5 separate regions of the Homo sapiens genome follow, and all the other regions are linked to region 5. The links are chromatin loops, found by intact Hi-C in ENCODE. Cell type or tissue: GM12878. All regions are shown on one strand. Each heading gives the region's core, and the rest is flanking DNA. Links, peaks and the distances in the headings are about the cores only. Region 1 overlaps KIF3A (kinesin family member 3A). Region 2 overlaps AFF4 (ALF transcription elongation factor 4). Region 3 overlaps CARINH (colitis associated IRF1 antisense regulator of intestinal homeostasis). Region 4 has its middle 17 kb from the start of IL5. Region 5 overlaps IL13 (interleukin 13).

Region 1 (6,216 bases), core at 1,007-5,006, 51 kb after region 5:
CTATTTAGGTTGATAAGTTAAAGGAATGGAGTTTTAAAACTCAAAGTCATACACAATAAATATTATAGGAGTGATAAATTACCCTTCATAATAGGTTAGTCTATCTCCACTTTCAGTCTCTCCCTCCCCCAAAATATCAAACTATCAAATATGTTTAAGGTTTGATAGCAAAACTTTCAAAAGGCTCACTGAAAATTTTTAAATTTCTAAGCCTGGAAGGAAGATACATTATTGTTAAATATTTTAACATATTACTGGCATTTTTCTATTTAAAATTTTATTTTTAACAAATCTGTTATCAGCTTTAGCTTTGAAAATAATAATCTACTCTGTGAAAAACTAGGTGTGAACAAAAAAAATTTCTCTAAATCAGGCAAACGTTTTCTGCAAAAGGACAGATAAGTGTTTGAGACTTTGCAGGCCATACGGCTTCATGTGAAAGCAGCCATAGAGCATATGTAAATAAATGAGCATGGCTGTTTTAATAAAATTTTATTTACAAAAACAGGTGGTGAGCTGGATTTAGCCAGCAGACATTTTGCCAATTTTTGCCATAAATCATTATTTTTCTGTCTTTTGAAGTTACAAAATCTTTATAGTTTTTAAATTTGGGACTCCTAATCAAGCAGTGATGGGTTTATTTTTAGCACAATCATTTTAATAAGACAAACAAAATATGCACCAGCTTGAAAACAATGACCACATTAATGGAAGAGAGTTCTGAAATAAATATTTATGGTAAAAAGGTTTGAAATGTAGGCCATTATAATATGTCCATTTCATTTGCATATTATCTATATTCTGATCATAATAAACAGTCTTAATTCACACGTGGCAACAAATCCCCCACAACAGAGTGAGAATGAGAATACATTTTATAAAGAAAAAGAACTAAATTTAAAAATGGAATTCCTCATACAAATTTACTATTTAAAAATTCAATGACTTTTAAAGACTAATCTTGTTTGTGGAAAAACTCCACATTATCCTAATTTCCTTAAAATACTTAGGTTCCAGCCAGGCATGGTGGCTCACGCCTGTAGTCCCAGCACTTTGGGAGGCCGAGGCAGATGGATCATGAGGTCAGGAGATCAAGACCAGCCTGGCTAACAGGGTGAAACCCCGTCTCTACTAAAAATACAAAAAATTAGCCGGGCGAGGTGGCATTTGCCTATAGTCCCAGCTACTCGGGAGGCTGAGGCAGGAGAATCGCTTCAACCTGGGAGGTGGAGGTTGCAGTGAGCCGAGATCGCGCCACTGCACTCCAGCCTGGGCGACAGAATGAGACTCCGTCTCAAAACAAACAAACAAACAAACAAACAAAAAAACTTAGGTTCCTAACACAGATGTAAGTCCCTACATAAAATTAAAACACACAGGAAATTTTAAAATGGCATACCCAGTATTATAGAGTCTTACAATTCTAAATTCTAAAAAAACAGAACATATATTCAAAGTCAGCTATAAACGGATCAATACAGGAGAAAAAATGCAAAGTTAACCAGGTAAATGGCATACATCTTCTGTTCTAATTGTTATCTAATATATTAAACAGATAACGGCAAAATAAAAGTCATGCACTCTACCACCTTGTGAAACCACCTAATTTCTACAAATCAGATTACTAAACAGAACTTACCCCTTCTTTTTTTCCTTTTCTCTCCATCTTCTCCAACCTCACCCTCTTCATCATCATCTTCCTCTGACCCACTGATATCAGAGCCTGATATTTCTTCTCCTTGGACAGAAATTTAATACAATGTTTTTTATCCTGTACGAAGTCATTAGCTATTTAGGAAATACCTATATCAGCTTTCTTCCTCAGATTTTTGTTACTGCAAACAACAAATTTAAATACTATTTAAATGCTCCTAGAAAGTATAACAGATATGCCAATCTCAGACACAGATGAGATATCCAAAAAGACTTTATTTTTAAAGTCTCTAAAGAGAAGTTAAATTCTGACCCACTTAAAATTTCAAACCATTCTGGCTAGGCAAGGTGGCGCACGCCTGTAATCCCAGCACTTTAAGAGGCTGAGGCAGGCAGATCACTTGAGGCCAAGAGTTTGAGACCAGCCTGGCCAACATGGCAAAACCCCATCTCTACTAAAAATACAAAAATTAGCTGGGCTTGGTGGCATGCACCTGTAATCCCAGCTACTTGGGAGGCTGAGGCAGGAGAATCACTTGAACCCAGGAGGCAGAGGTTGCAGTGAGCCGAGATGGCACCACTGTACTCCAGCCTCAACAACAGAGTGACTCTGTCTCAAAAAAAAAAATAAAAATATTCAAATCATTTCTTTATGTATAATTTTAAATATATATATAAATTATGTGGTAGAGTTACTAATTCAGTCTTTTAAAAATGTGATCACTTTTGAGGAACAATTTCTTCTAAAACAGCTTCCTGTTTAAGATTTCAAATAATTCATTCAATCTGTATTTTTAAGAGACACAGAACTGTCATGTAACAATGATCCCACTTTTAGGACTGTATCACAAGATATTTTCAAAAAAAGAAGTGCTTATTTGTACAAAGACAGTGTTAACTACACATTAACTTAAAGATAAAAAACAAAAAAGGAATGATGAAGCCAATAAAACAGATCAGCACTATATCATCTTCAAATTAGCTATTTTTAAATGCCACTGTTTACATATGAAATGTCTAACAAAATAAAATAGAGGAGAAAAAAGTAAAATATACTCTAATCACAACCAGGTAATAATTGTACCTGTAAGTACAAGATGGAAAGGAACACAGAGTCTTGGGAGAAGAAATTTCTGAAAAATATTTTTTTCTTCGGGCTTAGAAACAATGACATCTTGGTAGTAATGAGCACAGCTAGTGCCCAAAACTGGGTTTCTAAATACCATTCTCCTACAGAAGGGACCAGAGAGAAGTGAATGATTCTAAGATTGGGCAAGGAAGACACAAGATAAACCTAAAACCTTTTGTAGTGCCAAAAAGTAATCAAATGCTCAAAAAAACTGATGAGCACATGCTGAAAGAATACAGGAACTACTCTGAAGGATCTCATAATAGCCAAAGCTGGAACAATTCAATGAACAAAATAAATAATGATAACACTGGATTATAATCCATGATCTAAATAAGATAAATACTTGAATAAATAAACAAATGGGAATGAAGGGGCTGTTCTTCCATACAATAGAATCCTAAACACTAAACAAGGAAGAAATGATGAGAATAGAAAATAACATTGAGCAAATGCCACAGGATTATTGTTGCAGACAAGAACTATTGATGAATACTAAAAATAGTAGAAGAAAGTATGACAAGAAACAGGACCTTTGCAGTCTCAAAGTATCCCCCACAAGATACATGTTAATTACGAATGGAAACATAAAACAATAGATTTGCAGTGGAGAAACTTTGCAGGGTCATTATAAAAGAAAAGTAGACAAACCCAAATTAATGAACATTCAACAAATATATGACCAGTACTCTTCAAAAATGTCAAGATCAAGAAAGACTGGGGAATTAGACTGAAGAACAAGTGTGCTAGACATCGTCATTAAAAAGGCATGACATGGCCGGGCATGGTGGCTCACGCCTGTAGTCCCAGCACTTTGAGATGCCGAGGCAGGCAGATCACGAGGTCAGAGGATAAAGACCATCCTGGCAAACATGGTGAAACCCTGTCTCTACTAAAAATACGAAAATTAGCTGGGCGAGGTGGCATGTGCCTGTAGTCCCAGCTACTCAGGAGGTTGAGGCAGGAGAATCGCTTGAACAGGGAGGCAGAGGTTGCAGTAAGCTGAGACTGTGCCACTGAATTCCAGCCTGGCAACAGAGCGAGACTCTGTCTCAAAACAAAAAACAAACAACAACAACAACAACAACAACAAAACAAAGAAAGCATGACAAATAAATGCAGTGTGTGATCCTGGATTGTATCCTGGACCAGGAAAAAGAGGCACTGGAAGGAAAACTGGCCAAATTTGAATAAAGTCCACAGATTAGTTAATAAGACTATATCAATGTAAATCTCCTGGTTTCAATAACTGTTGTATGCTTATAAAAAATGTTAACATGAGGTGAAGCTGGGTGAAGGGTAGATAGGAACTCTCCATATCATGTTTGCAAGTTGCATATAGCCTACAATAATTTTTAAGTTTAAAAATTATTATTTTAATGCTATTGCCTACTTTTTTATTGTTGATATGATCAACTCCATTAACTAGATTATAAAAAGAAATGTCATAAGAGCAAAAATGAACTGAAATGTATTAACAACAGTATTATCATAGAATCCAGCAATTCCATTGCTGGGTACATACCCCAAAAATGGTAAAACAAGAATTCAAACAGGTATTAGTATACCCACGTTCATAGCAGCATTATTCACAATAGCCAAAAGGTGGAAAGAACCAACTGTCCATTGGTGGATGAATGGATAACAAAATGTAGTATATACACAATGGAATGTTATTCAGAATTAAAAAGAAGTCCTGATACATTCTACAACACGGATGACCCTTGAAGGCATTATACTAAATGAAATAAGCCAGTCACAAAAAGACAAATGCTGTATTTCACTTTCTTTTTTTTTTTTTTTTTTTTTTTTGAGATGGGAGTCTCACTCTGCCACCCAGGCTGGAGTGCAGTGGCATAATCTCGGCTCATTGCCACCTCCACCTTCCAGGTTCAAGTGATCCTCCTGCCTCAGCCTCCCAAGTAGCTGGGATTACAGGCGAGAGCCACCATGCCCAGCTAATTTTTGTATTTTCAGTAAAGATGGGGTTTCACCGTGTTGGCCAGGCTGGTCTCGAACTCCTGACCTCAACTGATCCACCCGCCTCGGCCTCACAAAGTGCTGGGATTACAAGCGTGAGCCACTGCGCCCCACCAATTCCGCTTTCGTAAGATACCCAGAGCAGTCAAATTCATAGACAAAGCAGAATGGTTGTTGGCCAGGAACTAGGGGAAGGGAGGAATGGGTACATACTGTTTTTAATGAGTACAAAGTTTCAATTTTGCAAGAAGAAAACTGAAGACGGATAACTGCAGAACAATGTGAATGTAATGCCACAGAAATGTAGACTTAAATGTGATTAAAATGGTAAACTTTATGTTATGCAAGTTTAACCACAATTTTTTAAAAAGGAATAAAATTCAGGCACTTGCTACAATATGGATGAACCTTCAACGTTCTGTTAAGTGAAATAAGCCAGTCACAAGTAGATACTCCATGATTTTACTTATATGAGGTACCTAGAATAGTCAAATTCATAGAGACCGAAAGTAGAATAGTGGTTACCAGAGACTGGGGGAGAAAAGAATAGGAAGTTACTACTTAAATGGGCACAGCATTTCTGTTTGGGATGATGAAAAATTTCTAGAAATGAATAGTGGTGACAGTTGCACAACAATGCGAATATACTTGATGCCACTAACTGTACACTTAACTAACAATGGTTACAATGATAAATTTTATGTCATGTATATTTTACCACAACAAAAAAATGTAAAACATAAAGTCAGCAAAATAAAAGTATGCACTCACCGTTAACATCGCTAAGAAATTAAAAATCTTTAAAACATACTGGCTATAAATACCACCTAGTGGTCACATTTAAAACACCAAATTTCATTATCTAACAGTTCTCTTACTGCTTTTCCTCAATAACTACTTGTTTACTAAATAAGTACCCTCTCTAAACATTTGTGATGCTGGCGTCTCTGAATTTCACCTCTGATCTAGTCAGTCTTCTCACAGACTACAAAGGTGCTTTGAAACCAAAGCCCTGTTTACGTGGTTCGCGAAGGAGCTCTGTACCAATCAGAAAGGATCTGTTTCTCGCATTAAGGTGCAAGGACTCACTCAGCACTTAATGACTGGGAAGCGTCTCACTCTCATAAATAAGATCTTCAAATTTTCCAACTTTCTAGCATGATATTGTTAGAAAAGAATTTCCAAAATACAATCTCATGTTCAAATTTAGGTATGAAAGGATATTTTAAAGGTCATGCAATGCATTTTTCCTTATAGCAAACTTGGTTTACTCATGACTGTCTAATATCTTGCTTTACTTCAAACAATAGTTAGTTGATATTGATTGCAATGCCAGAATTCTGGTCATTTTCACCTAAATACATACATTGCAGAATTTGCTCTTATACAGAGACAAATAAACATTCATTCCTTAAAAAGTGGTCATATGAAATCTACAAAACATCATGCAAATG
Region 2 (4,000 bases), core at 1-4,000, 220 kb after region 5:
GTCAGAAATTAAGTGTTATATATAAGCAGGATTCCATGAATGGAAATGATAAATTGCTATTATGCAGTAGATATTATTAAAATGAAGATTTAATGCCATAATGTGCTACTGATTACTCAAAACATTTTGTGCATTGCTTTTGTATAAGAAGCAAGTGACACAAAAAGGAGGACATTCTTTGCCTGTTTCCTGTAACAGCCTCTGTGAGGTTAGACACTTAAGATTATATCAAACTTTCGGCTACCATCATATGCCATGAACCAACTGATAACTAAATCCCATGTTTTTATTTATTTTCATTTATTTTTAGACAGTCTCCCTGTCGCCCAGGCTGGAGTGCAGTGGCGCGATCTCGGTTCACTGCAACCCTGGTCTCCTGGGTTCAAGCGATTCTGCTGCCTCAGCCAAATATAAAATACAAAAAAGTTTTTTTTTTTTTTTTTTAGTAGAGATGGGGTTTCACCATGTTGGCCAGGCTGGTCTCGAACTCCTGACCTTGGGTGATCCACTCGCCTTGGCTTCCCGAAGTGCTGAGATTACAAGGTGTGAGCCACCACACCCGGCCACAAATTATGTTTTTATAAATACAGCTTTATGTTGAATGTTGGGATTCCTAGCCTGGGCAACATAATGAGACCTTATCTCTACAAAAAGTAGAAAAATTAGCCAGGTGTGGTGGCACACATCTGTAGTCCCAGCTACTCAGGAGGCTGAGGCACGAGGATCACTTGAGCCCAAGAGGTAGATGCTGCAGTGAACTGTGACTGTGCCACAGCCTGGGCAGCCTGGGTGACAGAGTAAAACCCTGTCTCAAAAAAAAAAAAAAAAAAGTTGGGATTCCACTTTTACCTTTCACCATTGCCTCTCTTTAGGGATAGGAATCTTTCATTTTCATCTGATTACCTGTTCACGCTGTAAGTATTTAAATGTACTCTGTGACAAAATGACACTTGATTGGCTAATGTAGTGTTTCTCTGTAAAGGATCTGCCTAAAGAGAAGCTGCATGCACATATTTGCTAATAACATCTACTAAATAAAATGGTGGTTATACAGTACTTTCCACTAAGGTCTTCAAAGACTTTATAATTCTCCATGTCCTTGGTTTGGGAAATAATAAACTTTTAAAGGGCAAAGCCTCAAACAACCTAATTTTAAAGAATGTTAAGAATTCTGGCCGGACGTGGTGGCTCACACCTGTAATCCCAGCACTTTGGGAGGCTGAGATGGGCAGATCACGAGGTCAGCAGTTCAAGACCAGCCTGGTTCACATGGTGAAACCCCATCTCTACTAAAAATACAAAAATTAGCCGGGCATGGTGGCGGGCACCTGTAATCCCAGCTACTCAGGAGGCTGAGCAGGAGAATCACTTGAAACCGGAAGGTGGAAGCTGCAGTGAGTCGAGATCGTGCCACTGTGCTCCAGCCTGGGCAACAAAAGCGAAACTCCATCTCAAAAAAAAAAAAAAAAAAATTTCTATTCATTCCCTAGTCTCCTTTATTTCACAGGTTTCTTCCAATATACCTAAAAATCCAGTATGAGCATGCTTTCTTATACATTAACCTTCTCAGATGTACAGATGTTTGGATGTAATCTTATGCCTATTGCCAAATTTACTGTTAACCATCCTAGGGTAGGACATATATTTTATTACTTTTATGGTATGAGCTGCATTTAATGTGCCAGAATATAAGCACATTTGTCTTAGTCCAAGAACTATTTTCAGTTTAGTTTTGTCACCAGAATCATGAGAGGTATCTTTTGACCAAATTCAGTTTCATTTATTGTTTAACTGCTAAGCAATGAAGACTATTAACAAACAGATTATCATTAACTCTAAATAATAAAACTAAATACAGACTAAACGCTTACTTAACTAAATTATAAAAGTTCCTTCTAACAATTCCATCCCTTGAAGTTTATCCAGAAACCTACCTACCTTTTTGCTCTTTGGAAAGCTGTTCAGCTTGGTCCCAAATTTCGGTGGCATAGAGGAAGTTGGATGTGACCTGAACATAGCTGGCTGCCATCTGGTGGATCTTCTGTGGAATGGTCACTGAAGAACCACTTGCAGAAGCACTACTGGCCCCAGATGAATAATTTCCTGAATTGCCTGGTGACAGCTTTGGAGAAACAGGGGAAGGCATCCCCACAGCTTTGCTACACAACAGAAATAGGAAGCTTGTTCATATGGACATGGTAAGCATTATAAAATCAAGTACTACTAGCTCTTTCTACATGAAAGCATTTAAAATGTAAAGATTCTCTTAAACTAGATGGGTTTTCAGAGAGCTACAATTTCTTCTAAATAAGTACTATAATCTTGTAATTCATAATCTTGTTATCTTAGAATCTGTAGCCTTTGTTTTAATGAATAACAACAAAACAAGAGATGGACAATAACTGAAGAAGTCATGTACCTTGTTACAGTTCAAAGACTTAAAAGCCAGATCCCCTCACTCTCTGCTCAACACTTTCCATCTGTTCGGGCATATAATTACATATTTTTTATACTGTTTTGTAGAAAGTTTGGTGGAATTCACATTTAACCTAAAAAACTGTGGTAGAAGATGGGAACATCTTTTATTGAACTCCACAATTTCTGACACTTTCCTAGTTTAACCAAATTACTCAGAGGTAACAAAGAGGTACAGCTCTCTCAAGCAACTGTAATCACCCCAAGCTTCCTGCCAATTAAATATTTCTTAGAAAACATACATGTTGAAATCTGGCAGGTTCATTTCAGGAGTATTAAAATTTGTGAAATGTTCAAGACTATGATCACACACTAAAAGAAAGGAAAAATCAAAAGTTGGGGTAAAAATAAACTTGTGTATACACATATATACATATTTTGGAGACACTCATGCTCTGTCACCCAAGCTGGAGTGCAGTGGCATGACCTCGACTTACTGCAACCTCCACGCCTCCCTGGTTCCAATGATTCTCCTGCCTCAGCCTCCAGAGTAGCTAGGATTACAGGCGCGCACGACACCACACCCGGCTAATTTTTGTATTTTTAGCACAGATGGGGTTTCACCATGTTGGCCAGGCTGGTCTTGAACTCCTGACCTTGTGATCTGCCCACCTCGGCCTCTCAAAGTGCTGGGATTACAGGCGTGAGCTACCATGCCCGGCTTGTTTGTATTTTTATCTGCACTTTTAGCATTATAAACTTATGTAAGAAAATACACACAGGACAAAGAATGTCAATTCTTATAAACATAATAACTGAACAGATACAATTTAAAAGGTTCCATGGTGTTTTTTATCCTTTGGGAGATAGGTGGGATGAAAGTGACGTGGAGATGAAGGAGAAATCACAATCATGTCATTGTTACTAAATTCTGGCAGTGCCAAGATCTGACTAAAGATAAGCCTGCTGTGATAAGTCCAAGTAACTATGGAAATCAAACTGTGAAAAGGGTTGAGTGCTAGTAAAAACTCAGATTTCTTAACAGGTGAAACGTCTCATATCTAATCTTTATGATTATGTTCATTTATATTTTCAATTCCTAAAAAATACAGAGAAAAAATTATAACTTCTAAAAATATTTTATCAGAGATGGTTTTACTTATTTAAAAAGTAGTCATCTTTCCATTTTTGGAAATTGGACCATACTCATTTCACTTTTATTGCCACAATAATATTTTACATAATAAAATTTTACCTACCTTCCCAAGCCAGGCGATGGTGCTTGAGAATTATTATAAGAATTCTGTGGAAAAAGTAAAATGTACTTAACAACAACAAAAACCACCACTACTTTAAGAAGTTCTAAATATATTTAAAAGCTTTGGGCAAGAGCTCATCGTGAGCAGCTGTAAATATTTAAGACACCAAAATACGTGTGTGTGTGTGTGTGTGTGTGTGTGTAAAAGTACAAAAGAAATAAATTATTAGGTGAGAGCTGGGTGTTCTGGAAGACTTCACAGAAGAGGCAAGGAAATAATGAGTAACACATGGATAAAGGGAAGGGGGATACATCCCAGCTACTCCC
Region 3 (6,216 bases), core at 1,152-5,151, 240 kb before region 5:
TCTTGAACTTTTTTGTGGGAATGGGGTTGGCAGGTTAAGTGAGTAAATGGTGCATCTGCCTGGGAGTGGTCTACAGCCCTGGTGTGAGCTTCCTCCTTCTGTAAAGCTGCTGGGCTGTAGCCAGGGTGAGCCAGCCAGGGCCTGAGCCTGAAAGAGGCCTGTTGTGGCATTCCAGTAACATCTGCCAGATTGCAGCGAGACCTTTGACTGGTCAGCTCTTCCCCTGCTGGGGTCCTTCAACTGCACCACTCCTCTCCATCCCCACGGCCACCACTGTGGTGCAAGCTCTCACACCTCTTGCCTGGACCACAGCAGTGACCTCTAGCTGGTCCCTGCCTCGCCTCGCCCTTACGTCCAGTCTGGTTTTTTACAGGAGCTAGTATGTCCTATTCTCCTATTGCTGCTGTAACAAATTACCACAAAATCAGTGCCTTAAAACAACACAAATTTACTCTTTTAGAAGTCCTGAAATTAAGGCTTTGGCAGGGCTGCGTTCCTTCTGGAGGCTCTAGAGGAGAATCGTTTTGTTGCTTTTTCCAGCTTCTAGAGGCCACTGCATTCCCTGGCTCAGGGCCCCTTCCTCCTCTTCGAAGCCAAGTCTTTCTCGTGCCACATCATTCTGAGGCTCCTCATCTGAAGTCAGATCTCCCCCTGCCTCCCTCTTATAAGGACACTTGTGATTATGTTGGGCCCACCTGGATAATCTCCGGTTCTCAGGACCCTTAACTCGATCACATTTGCAATGTCCCTTATGCCATATAGGGGAACATACACACAACCTCCAGGGATTCACACATAGACATCTTTGGCAGGGCCATTACTCAGCCTACATAGATAATCTTTTAAAAGTACACATCTAAATGCATTAATCCTCTGCCTAAGACCCTTGTGTGGTGCTCCAGTTCTCCAGGGTTAAGGCTCGAACTCCTCTTGTGGCTGGGAGTGTCATGCAAGGGTCACCTACACTGCTTCTCCAGCTTCACCCTGCCTCCTGTCCCTGCCAACTACCCATGATCCAGCCTGTGCACAGGGTGTGCTTTTGACAGGGACACTGCTTGATATGGTTTGGATGCATGTCTCTTCCAAATCTCATGTTGAAATGTGATCGCCAGCATTGGAGGTGGGGCCTGGTGGGAGGTGTTTGGGTCATGGGGCTGGATCCCTCATGAATGGTTTGGTGCCCTCCCCGAGGTAATGAGTGAGTTCTTACTCTGTTCAGGCGAGAGCTGGTTGTTTAAAGGAGGCTTGGCACCTCCTCCCCTTTCTTGCTCCTTCTTGTGCCATGTGACATGCCAGCTCCCCCTTTACCTTTCACCATGATTGTGAGCATCCTGAGGCCTGACCAGAAGCCAAGCAGATGCTGGTGCCACACTTGTACAGTCTACAGAACTGTGAGCCAAACCTCTTTTCTTTTCTTTTTCTTTTTTTGAGACGGATTCTCGCTCTGTCACCCAGGCTGGAGTGCGGTGGCACGATCTTGGCTCACTGCAACCTCAGCCTCTCCAGTTCAAGCAATTCTTCTGCCTCAGCCTCCCAAGTAGCTGGGATTACAGGCGTGCACCACCACACCCAGCTAATTTTTGTGTTTTTAGTAGCGACAGGGTTTCACCATGTTGGCCAGGTTGGTCCCGAACTCCTGACCTCAGATGATCCACCTGCCTCAGCCTCCCAAAGTACTGGGATTACAGGTGTGAGCCACTGCACCCCGCCTTAAACCTCTTTTCTTTATAAATTACCCAGCCTCAGATATTCCTTTATAGCAATGCAAAATGGACTAACACATTGCTCCTCCCCACACTCCATTTCAGGCCTCCCCTTAGACAAGGTCAGGCCTCCTTGAGATGCTCTCACAAGGACTACATGCAATTCTGCTATCACACCTATCACAGATTAACATCTTTGCATTTATTTAGGTGATTATTTGACTAATAATAGATGTTCCTCTTATGTAAGTACTCCATACAGGCAGAGACCATGTCTATTTCTTACCCACAATTTTATCTGGCATAGTGCCTGGCATGCAGCTGTGGGCAAGAAATGACATGGTTAGTAAGTCCTTGGAAATAAGTGAATAAATGAATGGGTATTAACAGCATTGTCATTGTGCTCTATCTCTTTTTCCCTGCTTTTTCTTCTGCATGGCATTTGTCTCCTTTTCTACTGTTGCCTCCCCGCACTGGAACAGAAGCTTCGTGAGAACAGGGACTTTGTCTTGTGTGTTCGCTCCTCTCTTCCCAGGTCCTAGAACAGTGTCTCGTCCATAACAAACACTCAATGAATATTTAGGGAATGAATGTCTGCAAGATGCTGAGAATCTCTCATAGAGTTTTCATATGTGACCCCTCTTTGAAATTGGGTATTATCAAGTTATTCATTTTAATGATTCAACCTAATTCAGTAATCAGGCAAATTGGCAGAGACCTAAAATATTTACCCGTTGTTGTGAGGATGAAATAAGTAAACAAGTGTAAGTTATTTAGAGCAGTGTCTGGTAACCACAGCCCTGTGTAAGAGTTTGCTGCTGTTGTTAAGAAATGCTTGACTTCTTGATATCTTAGAGTTTTTGCTGACTCTGCTGCCTGTGTTGGGATCCCAAGCAGAAACTGTTTGTGGCCCAGCAGGTGTTGGCACTGGGTGAGTGCTTCTGGCTCTTGTCCCACGACGGGCATCCAGGTCTTCCAGCGGCCTGAGGATATAGGAGGGGCTTCAGGCGGATGATTGGGGCCGTTGCTTATGTTTTTTCCTTGTTTGGCCTGCAGGTGGCAGCACACCCTGGGCCCCCCACTCCCCGCCGCAAGTCCTGAGGATGGCCAGCAGAGAAACAAGAAAATGGACTCCCTGGCTGCTGGAGAGTTGAATGCCAGCCACCAGCCATGGGTGAGTGGAGAGCCTGACCGGAGTTTTTCTCTAATTTGTTCTGCATTATTTGTGTTTTGATATATGAATTGGTGTAAATCACATGTGTTCAATTTTGAGGCCATTTGTTGATTTTTGCGGTTTATTTACAAAAACAACAAACAATAGCAGTGAAACCAGAATTATTCCTGCAATGTTTCAGAGAGTATGAGGGACAAGGGCGCATCCTCTGCATTGTAAGTGTGACTTCCCTTCCCTTCTGCATCTTGGGCCTGTCTCCTTTGCCATCCAGGTAGGAGGTATCCACCCAGAATAGTTCAACAAGTGTGTGGCAAGCTGGGAGTGTGAGGTGTTCTTCACGGGGACCCTGCAGTCCTTCTTCCAGTCACTCCCAGGGTGGACTATTCTGCACTGTCATGCCTGGCCCCTAAGAACCCAGGGTTTCCATCTGCCTGCACAGGCCTTTCAGCCCCTTGGTGGACTTCTCCCGCTGACCCTCCCCTCTTCTCACCCCTATTAATTTCACAGCTCTATCTTATTTATCCCAAGATCCTATTTGTGCTGCATTCTGAGCACTTGAATGAGGATTGTTTATTTTCTGTTTTGATCACATTTGTTAGCTTTGTGCTTAGAATAAAATAATTTCAGTTTCATAAATGGGAATAAGCCCTTATGTCAAGGGCCACTACATCACTTCTTGGCATTCCAGTGAGGGGTCTAGTGAAGAGCTTCCCTGAATTTCAGTACCTTTCAAGGCCTCTCTTGAAAGAATGTGGAATTAATTTGGGTGGAGGCTTGTGCATGGACTTTTTTCTGAGTGTATTTGGCCAGTGGGCCAATGGGGAAGCAGAGGCATGGACAGAGAGAGGAATGCGGCAGAAGGAGAAGCTGGGGCTGCAGGATGCCATTTGCTGTTTGTATGGCTTCCCATGGCCCACTGTAGTGGCTAGAGGGCACTGCCAGGAATCCTTCATGTGGCTGTTGCTTGCTGTTGGGGAACATGATTCAGAGCTGTGTAGCTCCATGTCCAGTTCCACTCTGCATCTCACTCACAAAGCTCTAGCGTTGGGCTGCTGGGTTTTGGTGAAAGCAGGTGCTATGAATATATTGAAGGACAAATCAGTCCCTAAGGGACTTCGATAGACGCAGTCCTAAAAACATTTCCGGGCTGGTTTCTTTTTTTTAAACACCAGTTAACCGTTTTCAGTTTAACTGTGTTTTCCTTCCTGAAACCTTTAAGTGAGACTAATTGGTATGATTTTTTTTTGTATGCTTTGTTTTTAGGGAGTTTCTCAACTTGTCAAGTCTGCGTTGCAGACAGAGATGAAATGATTTTTTTTTCCCACACAGACCAAGCATGCAGAAATGGGAATGATTTAAGTTTGTCTTTAATTTAATTTCTATATCTTTCTTTTCCTTTCCTTGGGAAATAGAGGAAATACTTGGGGGCATTTTCACCAAATTGTAACTTGTAACTTCACAAGAGCCCATCAGCAGGAATTTCTATGCGTGTTTTAATGCCTGGTTGGGGGAGACATGAAATGACAACAGACAGTTGCCCTCAAGGATCCTTTGTTCTGTTTGGGGAATCAAAACTGTGTTCCTCCCTGTAACACCAAATACTAGAGCCCCAGGGGCAGGTCCCATCATGAATGCCCAGTAGTCAGTGCCAAAAAAACCCAAGTCAGGGAAGACTATGAGACCTGCCTCTGGGGCTCTAGTAAATTCAGATGAGAGAAAAGAAGGTGGGTGGTGTTTCCAGGCACACAGGTGTGAGAAGGACTAGGGAGCACTTAGGTCCAACTTGAACATTATTTGGAGGAGTGCAGAGAGATTGTATTGGACAGGTTGGTTAACCAGATTTCAGTGGTGGTGAGAGTTTGACTATCAAGCCAAGGAGTTTGAATTTGATACCATAAGGAATAGGAAGTGGCCGGGCGCGGTGGCTCACGCCTGTAATCCCAGCACTTTGGGAGGCCGAGGCGGGTGGATCACGAGGTCAGGAGATGGAGACCATCGTGGCTAACATGGTGAAACCCCTTCTCTACTAAAAATACAAAAAATTAGCCAGGCATGGTGGCGTGTGCCTGTAGTCCCAGCTACTCAGGAGGCTGAGGCAGGAGAATGGCGTGAACCTGGGAGGTGGAGCTTGCAGTGAGCCAAGATTGTGCCACTGCACTCCAGCCTGGGTGACAGAGTGAGACTCTGTCTCAAAGAAAAAAAAAAAGAATAGGAAGCACGGTTGGCCCTCCATACCAGCAGGTTCTGTGTGTGGACCTGTGGATACGGAGGGCTGACTGTGCTACACATTTTTTGTTTGTTTGTTTTTTGTTTTTGAGATGAAGTCTCACTCTGTCACCCAGGCTGGAGTGCAGTGGTGCGATCTTGGCTTATTGCAACCTCCGCCTCCCGGATCCATGCAATTCTCATGCCTCAGCCTCCCGAGTGGCTGGGACTACAAGTGCATGCCACCAAGCCCGCCTATTTTTTGTATTTTTAGAGGAGACGGGGTTTCACCATGTTGGCGAGGCTGGTCTTGAACTCCTGACCTCAAGTGAGCTGCCCACCTCGGTCTCCCAAAGTGCTGGGATTACAGGCACGAGCCATTGTACCCAGCCCTACGTCACTTTTTATAAGGAATTTGAGCATCGTGGCTTTTGGTATCTGAGGAGCTGTCCTGGAACCAATTCCTCGAAGATGCTAAGGGACAACTGTAATAGGCTTCTGAATGGGGGACAACTGACTGTTTTAAATAGGAACTTTTATTTCCATTTTACATCTGCTTTTCAAATAATGTCTTTTCAAATAATTCTCCAAGGTCACAGGTTGGTGGGTGGGGCTTAGATCTGCCAGACTCCAGAGTCCATGTACACGCTAACCCCTGCACTGGCTTGCATTATCTCCAGACACAGGTTGGCCTGCATGTGACCAAGGCTCCACCCAGCCCTGACCTTGGATGACTCTGAGTCTATACATAGCTGCATTTGCGTGTCAGCCTCACTCCCTGGGCTGAACTGTTTATAGGGTGAAAGGGGACTTTGGGTAAGTCACTTCCCTGTCTTTCTGAGACTCTAGGAAATCAGGGGCAGGAACTCAGCTATGCATCCATGGTCTGCACAGCAGCAGCCCAGATAAGTTCCAAGAGCTGCAGAGGCTGTCAGAGAAGCTTCAGAGCTGTAGGTCCCTGGGCAAGTCTCCTCCAAAGTGGGAGCTGCAGGGCTGATGCGGATCCAGGCAAGGTGACAGCACAGCACAAGTTGACTCCTGTTACTGCCCTAATCGTCCAGCATAGGCAGGAGGAGTTGGGGATTTGAAGTTTGAAGTTCGAGGAGTTGAACTTTGAAGTTCTTTATGCATTCC
Region 4 (6,216 bases), core at 1,241-5,240, 140 kb before region 5:
TTTTTGTAGAGGCGGAGTTTTGCCGTATTGCCCAGGCTGGTCTTGAACTCTTGAGTTCAAAGTGGTGATCCACCTGCCTCGGCCTCCCAAAGTGCTGGGATTACAGGTGTGAGCCACCGCACCAGGCTGGCAGTCACGTTAGAAAACAATTTGGCAGTTTCTTATAAACATACACTTACTATGTGATCCAGCAGTCCTACTCCAGGTATTTATTTTAGAGAAATAAAAATATATGATAACACAAATACCTGTAAGAATGTGTATAGCAGCTCTATTCCTAATTGTCAAATACTGGAAGCAACCCAAATATCATTCAACCAATGGATAAACAAATTGTAATACATCCATGCATTGGAATACTACTCAGCAAAAAAGGAGCAAGCACACAATTTGGGAGACTTCCAAAGTCATTATGATGAGTAAAAAAGTCAGTCTCATTAATATGATATTCCTGAGAGAACAAAACTATATTCGTGGAAAACAGTTCAGTGGTTGTCGCGGTACTGGGTAGAGGGAAGTAGGACTACAAAGGGATAGCATGAGAGAGTTTTTTGGGTTAATGCAACTGCCCTGTATCTTGATTGTGGTGGTTACACAAATCTATACATTTGTAGAACTGTTCACCAAAGGATGTTATTTTTACTATATGTTAAAAATATAATAAACCAAATAAGGAATAAAGTTTTGATATATGCAACAACATGGATACGTCTCAAAATAATTATTCCAAGTCAATGAAGGCAGGCTGGCCGGGCACGGTGGCTCACGCCTGTAATCCCAGCACTTTGGGAGGCCGAGGCAGGCTAATCACCTGAGGTCAGGGGTTTGAGACCAGTCTAGACAACATGGCAAAACCCTGTCTCTACTAAAAATACAAAAATTAGCCAGGCATGGTGGCACGCGCCTGTAATCCTAGATACTCGGGAGGCTGAGGCAGGACAATTGCTTGAACCCGGGAGACAGAGGTTGCAGTGAGCCAACATTGCGCCACTGCACACCAGCCTGGGCAACAGAACAAGACTCTTAAAAAAAAAAAAGAAAAGAAAAGAAAAGAAAGAAAGAAAGAAACTAGACTATGATTCCATTTTTATAAAATTCTAGAAAATGCCAACTAATCTATAGTGACGGAAACGAGGTCAGTGATTGCCTGGGAAGAAGGGATTGCTGGAAGGCATGAGGACATTTTGGAGGTGATTAATGTGTTCAGTATCTTGATTGTTCTGATAGTTTCACAGGTGAATACACATTCTAAACTTATTGAATTGTACACTTTAGCATGCCCGGCTTTTCATATACTTTAGTAAAGCTGAAAGATAAAATACAATGGCTGCCCTCAAGGAATGCAGGATCCAGTGACAAGGAAACTAAACCAGAGTTACAGAAACTATGGGGACCCAAAGCAGAAATCTCTCTCCCCTACCCCAGCCCAACTCAGAAATCCTCCTGTGACTGGTTACAGCTGATGCTTTTTAACTTGCATCCACAGCCTGAGTGACAGAAATCACAAGATCAGCTCACGATAAAGCCAAGCACTGGAGAAAATTTCACTTTTTTCAGAATGTTCTTCATGCATTTCATCTTATGTCTTCCTGCGGTACCGCAGCCTACCATTCCCAGCATGTGACCTTGGGCAAGTTCCTTGGCCTCTCTAATTCCCACTTTCTTCATATGAAACATGGTGATATGGTTTGGCTCTGTGCCCCCACCCAAATCTCATCTTGAATTGTAATTCCCATAATCCTCACCTGTGGAGGGTGGAACCTGGTGGGAGGTGATTGGATCAGAGGGAGGTTTCCCCCATGCTGTTCTCGTGATAGTAAGTGAGTTCTCACGAGATCTGATGGTTTTATAAGGGGCTGTTCCAGTTTCGCCCATTTGCGGTCTCTCTGGTCTGCTGCCATGTAAGACGTGCCTTTGCTTCTCTCTTGGCTTCTTCCATGATTGTTTCTTGAGGCCTCCCCAGCCATGTGTAACTGTGAGTCAATTAAGCCTCTTTCCTTTATAAATTGTCCAGTCTTGGGTATGTCTTTATAGCAGTGTGAGAATGAACTAATACACATGGGTAATCCACATACCCAACTGCCAGGGTTGGTGTAAGGAGTGAAGGAATCATCTGTAACATAACAACAGATACCCAACTGACAGATAATACTTCTGGGAGGACTCAGTTTTATACCTTTATGAGTGTGAGTGTGTGTTTAGGATAACAGGCATGTAACACTCCTGATACTGAAAAAGAAAAGACAGAACTGAAACTCTGGGTCAGGAAACCACAGTCTTAAGTGAGATTGGGCACTTTTCCATCCCACTTACATCCTGAGATCAAGAGAAAACCCCATTCCAGTTTACAGATGGGGCCATGAGACACAAAGGGCTAACTGATGACAAACCTGGTACTCCTGACTCCTAGTCCAGTGCTCTGACAACAAGGGCAGATTTGGGGGACAAAGGCCATGGAGGAACCAAAAATGGGAGCTAGAAATTGAGTAGAGGAGGTAATTGGGTGAGAAACTCTAAAAAGCCATAGCAAGCCAGGCACAGTGGCTCTCGCCTGTAATCCCAACACTTTGGAAGGCCAAGGTGGGAGGATGGCTTGAAGCCAGGAGTTTGAGACCAGCCTGGGTAACATAGTGAGACCCTTCTACAAAAGCTAAAAAATTAGCCAGGTATAGTGGCACACACTTTTGTTCCCAGCTGCTTGGGAGGCTGAGGAAGGAGGATCACTTGAGTCTGGGAGGTGGAGGATGCGGTGAGCCATGCATCTGTTCACACTGCTGCACTCCAGCCTGGGAACAGAACAAGACCTCATCAAAAAAAAAAAAGAAGAAGAAGAAGAAGAAAAGAAAAGCCATAGTATTCTGCCCTCGAGGGGCAGGGTGAGAAGGCAGGTGGCAGTGAAGGAGCAGCATTCATTACATTCATTCCTCCCTCCATCCATTCATTCTGCTGCTGATATGCATGGATGCCTCCATAGGACAGCAGCGTGCTGGGATCTGAGGGTTCAGTAAGACAGGCCCCTTTCTCTGCAGAGCTCACACTGATGCAGGCCTGAAAGGTGAGGACATAAAAGTGGTGTTTTGACACAATTCCAATTCTGTCAGTGAGTTTGGCCCCAGCTTAGCCAGTCACCCTGTCTTGTTCTTGGTGCCCACTGGGCCAAATGCGAGGGTGAGGAGCAAGAAGCTGCGAGGTGTGGAGTGGTCTGGAGAAGGAGTAGAGGTGGAGGATGGGTGCTCTCCATCTCCTGTAGGCCTTCTGAGCTTAGGGTGTCTCCCACCTGCCCTATCTCCTTGTTGGGTGAGCTGGGGTTGACTCCCAGAAGTCAAAGGGCTCCTGCGCAGAAGGCAGAACTGGAGCAGAGGGCTTGGCTCCTCCCTGTACCCTGTGCGCCCAGTGTGGGGGCCTTGGGGGACCCAGACGGGGAAGGCTAGTGCACAGGTACTTCACCTCTGAGGTGGGGACAGAAGGGTTTTAGGATTAACATCTGCCGACCACCAGAGGCCGGTGTTGGGACATGCAGGTGACCCAGAAAACCGCCTCTGCCCGGGGACAGTACACAGAGCGTAGCCTCCCTCAACCCAGGCTTCTGTGTCACACAGGCTTCCTTTCCTTTTCTGATATGTCAAGCCTTAACCTCTTAGAACCTTGTGGGCAGGAGCAGCACTGGACAGCCGTGTGGCCAGCCAGGATCCTGCTCTAGGACTTTTTTTTTGGAAATACCTGCATCAGCCACTAGAGGGAGGTAGGAAGCTGAGATCTTGGGTCCATAGGTGAGCAATGAATTGTTACAAAAGGGCTACAGAAATTGCTCTGTGTATTAGAAATAAACTGCAATTGGGTGAAGAGAGAGGGGGAACTGGCAAGATGGCACAAAGCTGCAGACAGAATGGAAAGGGGGTGAAGAAGAAGAAGTTCTATCACTGTAGCGTGACCACAGGACTTCAAGAATAGGAGCACTAGCGCTCACTTTGAAGTTGCTTCTGCCACAGGCAGATCCGGGTGATGGTCAGCTTGGCTGTGTGAATGGGACTCAGTGGAAAGGACTGCCTTCTGTGGGGTGCAGAACAGGGGCATTACTTTTTGAATGTCCTGATGAGCCACACACAGATCTAACCATGCTGTATCAGGAGAGAGTCAGTGCTAGTCATGCACAGTCATGCACAAGGGAACTTGCAAACACCCTGGCAAAAGCTTTCCACTTGCACGTGAGCAAATAGGAGCTTGAGCCTGTCGTCCAGGTCTTAGGAGCCTGAGAGAGCCTGACTGATGTCTGTGTTACACAAGAGGGGTCTAGGGCCACGAGGCAGCAAGTTAGGAGGAAGAACGTGGGAATCCCAGGTCCAGGGAGCCCCCGCCACCTGCAAACAAAAAATAGGGAAGGAAGGCTTTCCCAGCAGAAGGTAAAATTTGGGTCTGGATTCTGAGGAGAGAGAAGCAGCTGCATAGAGGTGGGAGAAGAGAGAGATCAGATGCCCACTACAATGCCCTGCACTGTAGGATTCTGTCTTCTCCTCCAGCCCACCCTGCACCATTCACCCTGTATAACCATGTCACTCACCATGGAGCAATAGCATCCTAACTTGTTTCTCTGGTCGAACATTACAACCTAATCTGTGCCCACACAAAAGCTAGAGATCTTTTAAAAATGTAAGTTGCCGGGTGCAGTGGCACACACCTGTAATCCCAGCACTTTGGGAGGCCAACATAGGCAGATTGCTTGAGCCCAGAAGTTTGAGACCAGCCTAGGAAACATGGAGAAATCCCATCTCTACAAAAAATACAAAAATTAGCCTGGCGTGGTGGCACATGCCTATAGTGCCAGCTACCCAGGAGACTGAGATGGGAGGATCACCTGAGCCCAGGAGGTTGACGCTGCAGTGAGCTGTGATGGTGCCACTGCAATCCAGCCTGGATGACAGAGTGAGACCCTGTCTCAAAAAAAAAAGTAAGTCATCTGACCCTCCTCTGCTTTAAACCCTCAGGGACTTCCCATTACTAGAATGAAATGCAAAGTCCTTTCTCTGGCCTGCATGAGTCTGCATGAGCCCTCTCTTCCCTCCCTAGCCTCATCTCCTACCTCCCTGCTAATGTGCTCCAGCCATCTGTCTTCCTGCTGTTCTTCAACCACACCAACTTCATTCCTGCTACTATACTTTCACACTTGCTGTCCCTCTGTTTAACTATCGCCAGCCCCCAGGCTTTCACATAGATGGCTCCTTTTCATCATTTAGCTCTCAAATGTCACCTTGTCAGACATATAAAGTGGCCCTCTCTCCCTGGCACTTCCTGAATCTCCCTGGATCACGTTAGTCCCTAGCCCTTATCACATCCGACATGGCCTTTGCTTGTCCAGTGACTCTTCCTCTGCTATCATGTATGTTCCTGGAGGGCAGAACCTTGTCTGTCACCTTCACTATTAATCCTTAGTGCCTGGCATGGTGCCTGGCACATAGTGGTGCTCAATAAATATTTTTGGAAAGAATAAATCTTCAATCAATCCTATTCAGTAGGTTTGATGATCACTTCCAATCTATAGAAAGGAAAACTGACTCCTAGAAAGATTAATTAACTTGCCCAATGGCAGGTAGCAGTAGAAGCAGAACTTAAAACCAGGTAGCCTGACTTTAGCATCTTAACACTGGGTTGTTTTGCTTCTACTACTTGCACTGAAGGCACTTACCACAATTTATAGTTGTTTTATTTGTTTGTTGTCTGACCCTCCTAAATGTGTATGATGCTGCTAGAGCAGGGCTATGTCCTGCTCCCTGCTGTGCCACCAATACTTAGAACAGTGCCTGGCACATTGCAGCTGTGTGAGTATTTGCTGAGTGAATGAATAAACAACCAAATGAACAGACAAGTGAGGGATGACTGTGGAGGAATAGGGGGTGCCAGTGTGGCAGTTTCCCAGGCCCCAGCTGGATCCCAGTGCCCAGTCCAGCTGTACCCACGTAAAGGGATCTGCCAAGAGGTGGCTTTTCGCTGTTGCAGAAGGCATCTCTTGGGGCTGATGACGGTGAGTCTCTCATTCTTAACAGCAAGAGTCACCCTGCTCCATGAATCTTCAAATTTGGGGTCATTTCCCACCTAAAGGCAGAGATTTGGCCTATGTTCCCAACCACAGCTGAGAGTCCAACCTGCCCCTCGGGTGACACACATGGCTCTGGGTAGATCCGTGTATACTGCCTCGATTCTACTCATTACATTATGTCAGCA
Region 5 (5,822 bases), core at 1-4,000:
AGTGCCATCGAGAAGACCCAGAGGATGCTGAGCGGATTCTGCCCGCACAAGGTCTCAGCTGGGGTAAGGCATCCCCCACCCTCTCACACCCACCCTGCACCCCCTCCTGCCAACCCTGGGCTCGCTGAAGGGAAGCTGGCTGAATATCCATGGTGTGTGTCCACCCAGGGGTGGGGCCATTGTGGCAGCAGGGACGTGGCCTTCGGGATTTACAGGATCTGGGCTCAAGGGCTCCTAACTCCTACCTGGGCCTCAATTTCCACATCTGTACAGTAGAGGTACTAACAGTACCCACCTCATGGGGACTTCCGTGAGGACTGAATGAGACAGTCCCTGGAAAGCCCCTGGTTTGTGCGAGTCGTCCCGGCCTCTGGCGTTCTACTCATGTGCTGACCTCTTTGTCCTGCAGCAGTTTTCCAGCTTGCATGTCCGAGACACCAAAATCGAGGTGGCCCAGTTTGTAAAGGACCTGCTCTTACATTTAAAGAAACTTTTTCGCGAGGGACAGTTCAACTGAAACTTCGAAAGCATCATTATTTGCAGAGACAGGACCTGACTATTGAAGTTGCAGATTCATTTTTCTTTCTGATGTCAAAAATGTCTTGGGTAGGCGGGAAGGAGGGTTAGGGAGGGGTAAAATTCCTTAGCTTAGACCTCAGCCTGTGCTGCCCGTCTTCAGCCTAGCCGACCTCAGCCTTCCCCTTGCCCAGGGCTCAGCCTGGTGGGCCTCCTCTGTCCAGGGCCCTGAGCTCGGTGGACCCAGGGATGACATGTCCCTACACCCCTCCCCTGCCCTAGAGCACACTGTAGCATTACAGTGGGTGCCCCCCTTGCCAGACATGTGGTGGGACAGGGACCCACTTCACACACAGGCAACTGAGGCAGACAGCAGCTCAGGCACACTTCTTCTTGGTCTTATTTATTATTGTGTGTTATTTAAATGAGTGTGTTTGTCACCGTTGGGGATTGGGGAAGACTGTGGCTGCTAGCACTTGGAGCCAAGGGTTCAGAGACTCAGGGCCCCAGCACTAAAGCAGTGGACACCAGGAGTCCCTGGTAATAAGTACTGTGTACAGAATTCTGCTACCTCACTGGGGTCCTGGGGCCTCGGAGCCTCATCCGAGGCAGGGTCAGGAGAGGGGCAGAACAGCCGCTCCTGTCTGCCAGCCAGCAGCCAGCTCTCAGCCAACGAGTAATTTATTGTTTTTCCTTGTATTTAAATATTAAATATGTTAGCAAAGAGTTAATATATAGAAGGGTACCTTGAACACTGGGGGAGGGGACATTGAACAAGTTGTTTCATTGACTATCAAACTGAAGCCAGAAATAAAGTTGGTGACAGATAGGCCTGATTGTATTTGTCTTTCATTTTGGCCTTTGGGGACACTGGTCTGTGGTCTGAAGACTCTGAGGAGCTCTTCGGGAGGCTGGTGGGTTGGAGGAGGGGACTGGGATGGATTACAGCGAGGGTAGGGTGCAGTGACCTGGGCTGAATGCAAGCTAGCTCCCGAGGGTGGGGACATGGCCTGAAGGAAGCCCCACCTTCTGTCTGCTGCACCAGCAAGGACGGAGAGGCTTGGGCCAGACTGTCAGGGTTCAAGGAGGGCATCAGGAGCAGACGGAGACCCAGGAAGTCTCACAATCACATCTCCTGAGGACTGGCCAGCTGTGTCTGGCACCACCCACACATCCATGTCTCCCTCACAACCCAGGAGGCCGATGAGAACTGTGAGGCTCAGAAAGCGTGGGCGGTTTGCCTAAGGTCACGTAGCTACTTCCTCACTGGGGTCCTGGGGCCTCAGAGCCTCATCTGAGGTAAAGGAGCAAAGTTGGGATTGGGGTCCAAAATTCACTTTAACTCCAAAGCCCACACACTTAACCACCCTGCCTATTTCTGTCCAAATGTCACCTGTCCTGAATGGAGTTTTTCCCCCTGTACAACTGTCATCAACCTGTTCGGGCCCTCTCACTGACAGGCAGGTCCCTACCTATATTTGAGGGGCAGCCCATTGCATTTCTGGACAGCTCTCGCCATTAGGGTGCACACACGCACCACCTCTGTGAACAGGGCTCTGGCTAGGCCACTCCTCAGCAGCTCTTGTTCCTTCCCCATGGCCCTGGTCAGCAGCTGGAGTGCAGAGACCAGCGGGCCTTACCAAGCCACAGCTCCAGGCCATGCCCGTCAGCAACACTTTTCACTGTGACTCTCTGGGAGGTGCCCAGGGCAGAGGGTGACTCCAGGATGGGATGCCTTTGCAGTGGGTGATGGTCTTCAAGAACCAGTCTCAAACTTGTAGTGACAGGCAGGTGCCCTCCCTGGGGAGCCCAGAGCCCTATGGGAACACCACAGTGATGCTCAGAAGTCCCTGAAGGCAGCCGCCCTCGACTGCTCATGGCTGTGTCATTCACGCAACAGCAGAGGACGTGGCAGGGAGTTCGCCAGGGGGCTGATGATGGTGGCCAGCTACTCCAGAACCACTCACTTTCCCCAGGGAGAGGCGACGGAAGAAGGCAAACCTGACAGTGCAGGGGGCAGGGGACACTTGGCCTAGAGGAGAGAAGACTGTGGGGGTGAAGAGGGTGATGGTGCAAGAGCTGGGTCTCCAGCAGGCTGTCCCGGGCAGGAGACAGGACCGGCTCTCTGGTGCCAAGCCTATTAAGTCCTGCCACGTTTGCTGAGGAAATACCTGCGGGGGACCACCCCACAGCAGACACCTGGGCTAGTGACAACCAAGACACCACATGCACTCAAGATTTAGCCCCTGAAAGAACTCTGTAGAAACAACAGAGGGTCGGGTTGGGGGAGCTGTATGTCCTCCCTCGGGAGGGCCTCCCCTCTGGAGGTGAGCAGTGGCTGCTTCCGCAAAGGACGAGAGAGTCTTGGAAGCCAGGGGAGGTGGGTGGGAGTCAGGGTCTCGGCATTCTTCTCCATCCAGAGCCTAGGGTTTAAGGCTGGAAGGATATTTACGGAGGGTAATGACTTTGTAAACAAGACCTAGAAATCTATCTCCCAGTAGCATCATCTTTGACCCATGTCCTCTCTGCCCAGCCAAAGTATTGCCCTGCCTATCCAGAAAGATGGAAACCCTTCCAGTGAAATTCCACGTGACTCCCTCAAGAACAAAGACTGGAATTGAGGCTGATGTGGGGCAAGGTTCCTCGGGATCCTCCAAGGCCGTGCTCTGAGCCACACATTCAGGACAGCCTGCGAGGCAGGTGCACAGTGCGGATGGCCGTCCCGGGCCCCACTAGGGGTCTGCAGCTCGCCACTTCCTCAGCCACCGCCGAGCTCCTGTCCCTCACACCTTCCAGGCTGCTCCCCAGGAAGGGGGACCTGTGGTCACTGGCAGTGTGCCCTGGGCTGGAGAGGGCGTGGGGCTCTCCAGGGATGAGTGACACCTTACTGAGCCACAGAACCAAGCTGCAGCTGGTGGCGACAGGGAAGGGGCCCTGTCAGGAATGAGAAAGGAAGACAGAACAAGGTAGGTAAGTGTCAGCACTGCAACTGTGGCTGGGAACCTCCCTCCCTGGGGACTGAGCCCTGGTGGTGTTTGCTGGGAGTTTTCTCTAACCACGTGGCCTAAGTTCTTTCATAAACAAGGCAAGCCCTCAGCAGGACTCAGAGAGAAGGGGGTTGAGAAGGGAGAAGAGTGCTTGGTGAGTGGGAGGAAGATGCTGGCCATGGGGCCCAGGGCGGGGAGCCCCTTGGCACCTCGGGAACCCCAGCCCAGGAGGTTTCACTGGAAGAGAGGCTGGGCTTGAGTGAGAAGTGAGACACACGCGAGTTTCCGGTGAACTCGGCACCAAACACCTCAGTTTGCTGCTCAGATGAGGTGTCAGAAAATGCTCCCAGTCACTTGGCAGGTTTCTCCGAGGCTGGCCCCCTGTCCTGCGCAGGACGAGAAGGAGCAGGCCCCAAGGGGACCAGGCCCGCATCTTATTTCCTTGTGACCGAGGCAGCAGCTTGAAGCCTGGCCTTCACCTGGCCCAGCGGCTTATCGCTTTTTCATTAGGGTCAAAGAGAAATGTCTTCTGCCTATGCCCTTCATCTAGCTGGTGCATTGTAACACACTCCAAACCTGTTTCCCACTTCGCCTGCCTCCCTTCTAAGAAGGTCCGGCTGGGGCCAGGCTGACTATGTTCCAGACAGGACAGCCTGGCCAGGGACACACTGGCCAGCTCCTATCTGGCCTTTCTAGGGGTCCAAGCTGGGGTCAGGACTGGTGGCTGTCTCCTCAGCTACCCTCCCCCACACTCATAAAGCCCCATTATCTTCATTCATTTCTCAGCTCCACCCAAAAGCAAGAGGGCAAGGGTTTGCAACAAACTTTCCCAGATCAACTGATTTCTCGGCAGCAAGGGAGGGCCCCATGACAAAGCCATTTGAAATCCCAGAAGCAATTTTCTACTTACGACCTCACTTTCTGTTGCTGTCTCTCCCTTCCCCTCTGCTATACCTTTTCTTGGGGAAAGTGATTCTCTCACAGCGTCGTTCAGAAACACCCCCAGCCATGTGCTGCCTGCCTGGGCAGACGCTGCTGTGTGGTCAGAGGTGACGCAGGCACCAAAATTAAATATAGCAACTCTCGTCAGCTCCACTCTCTGCATCACTGTGGACAACTGTGCGGGGGCTGGACACCATTTCCCCAAACCCTCAAGGGAGGAAGGCCCAAGCCACCGATGGCATCCCCTGTAGACCCACAGCCCGATGGCCTGTTGGCCACACAGTCCACAACTCCCTGCCCAGCCCAGGGCCCTGTGCCAGAGGAGCTGTGGTGATGCCACATTGGAAAAGGCAATTTTTATTTACTCTTCTTTCTTCTGATCTGTTTCCCACATTTTCTATAATGAGCATGCATTCATTTTCCAATGGGAGACAAGGATAAATTTCATTTTTAAAAAGCAAAAAGAACATGAACGTGATGTCTGCTCCATGGAGGATGTGGACCGAGACAGGCCAGTGAGGAGACCTGGTTGCAGCATCCCCCGGCTGGACCAGCACCAGCACCCCTCAGACCAGCCTAAGTCCTCCCTGGGGAGCCGGCCCTCTCGGGAGAGGAGGTGGGGGTCTGCAGGGGCCTGCAAGGCAGCCCCTCAGCCAGACAGGACTAGCACCGCTCCTCCCATGGGTTGGGCACTCTTGGACCCATCAGATCCCACATTGCCAAAGACAGAGGAAGGTGCTGCCTTCTTGGGGGTCTTCACTAGGCCCTGGCCTGCCAGGGCACAGGAGCCAGCGGGAGTGGGAAGGGAAAGGGTAGGCCGCCCATCTAGCTCTGAGGCTGAAGTGACATTAACACTATGGGGACAGATGGAGCATTCCTGCAGACTCCTCAGCAGCTCTGCCTCTCTTGGGAGAAGGACCTTCCACCTGCTTCTGAAAGGCAAGAGAAGCCAACAGCCTGCAGAGCTACTTCCCCACAGCTCCGCAAAGCGGAGTCTATGCCACTGCCTGCCAGCCTCGTTTCTCTCCTCCCCTCGGTCCCTGTGCCCTTGGATGGGGCCCTCCATGTGTCTGTGCTCTGGGCCCCATCCCCTCCCCTCTCAGGAACACAGGCAGAGCATATAGCCGGGGGCTCAGGGTGAAACTAGTCCCAGCTTCAAGCCCCAGCTGTGTCCCTGACTTCTAGTGTTGTTACTTCAGCCACGTCTCAGTGGCTCCGTGGAAATGGAGCTCCACTCATTCATTCAACAAGTATGGATTGAGGCCTTGCCTGGGTGCCAGACCCTGCTCTAGGTGCTGGGGGTCCACTAAACAAAACAAGGTTGCTTCTAGCAGGGAGACAGAATAAGCCAACGAGAGAACACTCAGTGTGTCGGGC

The links. Hi-C counts contacts between places; a loop is a spot of excess contacts. Peaks named below come from ENCODE experiments on the same cell type or tissue, not always from the same donor. Only the 100,000 strongest peaks of a DNase experiment are listed, where the experiment ranks them.
Region 1: it touches region 5 in a loop (2.3-fold over the local background); 9 of 110 quality-filtered maps call a loop at or near these places.
Region 2: a loop joins it to region 5, with 3 times the contacts of the local background. A loop is called at or near these places in 2 of 110 quality-filtered maps.
Region 3: a loop joins it to region 5, with 2.5 times the contacts of the local background. A loop is called at or near these places in 2 of 110 quality-filtered maps.
Region 4: it touches region 5 in a loop (2.7-fold over the local background); 7 of 110 quality-filtered maps call a loop at or near these places.

Annotation. Positions count from the first base shown.
Region 1 is chr5:132,709,320-132,715,535 of GRCh38, forward strand. It overlaps KIF3A (kinesin family member 3A), which reads right to left. Exons shown (of 19, transcript NM_001300791.2): 9 at 1,640-1,738. Among named protein-coding and RNA genes, the nearest start is that of KIF3A, 25 kb to the right of the region's middle. In GM12878, for the core only: no CTCF peak of the experiment used is centred there; no DNase peak of the experiment used is centred there.
Region 2 is chr5:132,881,402-132,885,401 of GRCh38, forward strand. It overlaps AFF4 (ALF transcription elongation factor 4), which reads right to left. Exons shown (of 21, transcript NM_014423.4): 19 at 3,675-3,718; 20 at 1,939-2,159. Among named protein-coding and RNA genes, the nearest start is that of LEAP2, 9.7 kb to the left of the region's middle. In GM12878, for the core only: a CTCF peak has its summit at 2,028 (motif pointing left); no DNase peak of the experiment used is centred there.
Region 3 is chr5:132,417,064-132,423,279 of GRCh38, forward strand. It overlaps CARINH (colitis associated IRF1 antisense regulator of intestinal homeostasis), which reads left to right. Exons shown (of 4, transcript NR_161242.1): 2 at 2,760-2,877. LINC02863 (long intergenic non-protein coding RNA 2863) reads right to left here. Exons shown (of 2, transcript NR_186381.1): 2 at 5,601-6,216. Among named protein-coding and RNA genes, the nearest start is that of LINC02863, 6.5 kb to the right of the region's middle. RefSeq lists an enhancer at 3,748-3,887. In GM12878, for the core only: a CTCF peak has its summit at 2,770 (motif pointing right); a DNase peak (open chromatin) is centred at 4,018; H3K4me3 peaks cover 2,205 bases; H3K27ac peaks cover 2,934 bases.
Region 4 is chr5:132,523,206-132,529,421 of GRCh38, forward strand. No RefSeq gene overlaps it. Among named protein-coding and RNA genes, the nearest start is that of IL5, 17 kb to the right of the region's middle. RefSeq lists an enhancer at 3,561-3,610. In GM12878, for the core only: a CTCF peak has its summit at 3,741 (motif pointing right); DNase peaks (open chromatin) are centred at 2,246, 2,812, 3,046 and 3,716; H3K27ac peaks cover 2,167 bases.
Region 5 is chr5:132,659,766-132,665,587 of GRCh38, forward strand. It overlaps IL13 (interleukin 13), which reads left to right. Exons shown (of 4, transcript NM_002188.3): 3 at 1-63; 4 at 410-1,345. The coding sequence ends at 517. Among named protein-coding and RNA genes, the nearest start is that of IL13, 4.5 kb to the left of the region's middle. RefSeq lists enhancers at 3,128-3,207, 3,628-3,677, 3,838-4,017, 4,088-4,397, 5,194-5,721. In GM12878, for the core only: CTCF peaks have their summits at 2,027 and 3,209 (motif pointing right); DNase peaks (open chromatin) are centred at 1,717 and 3,596; H3K27ac peaks cover 3,644 bases.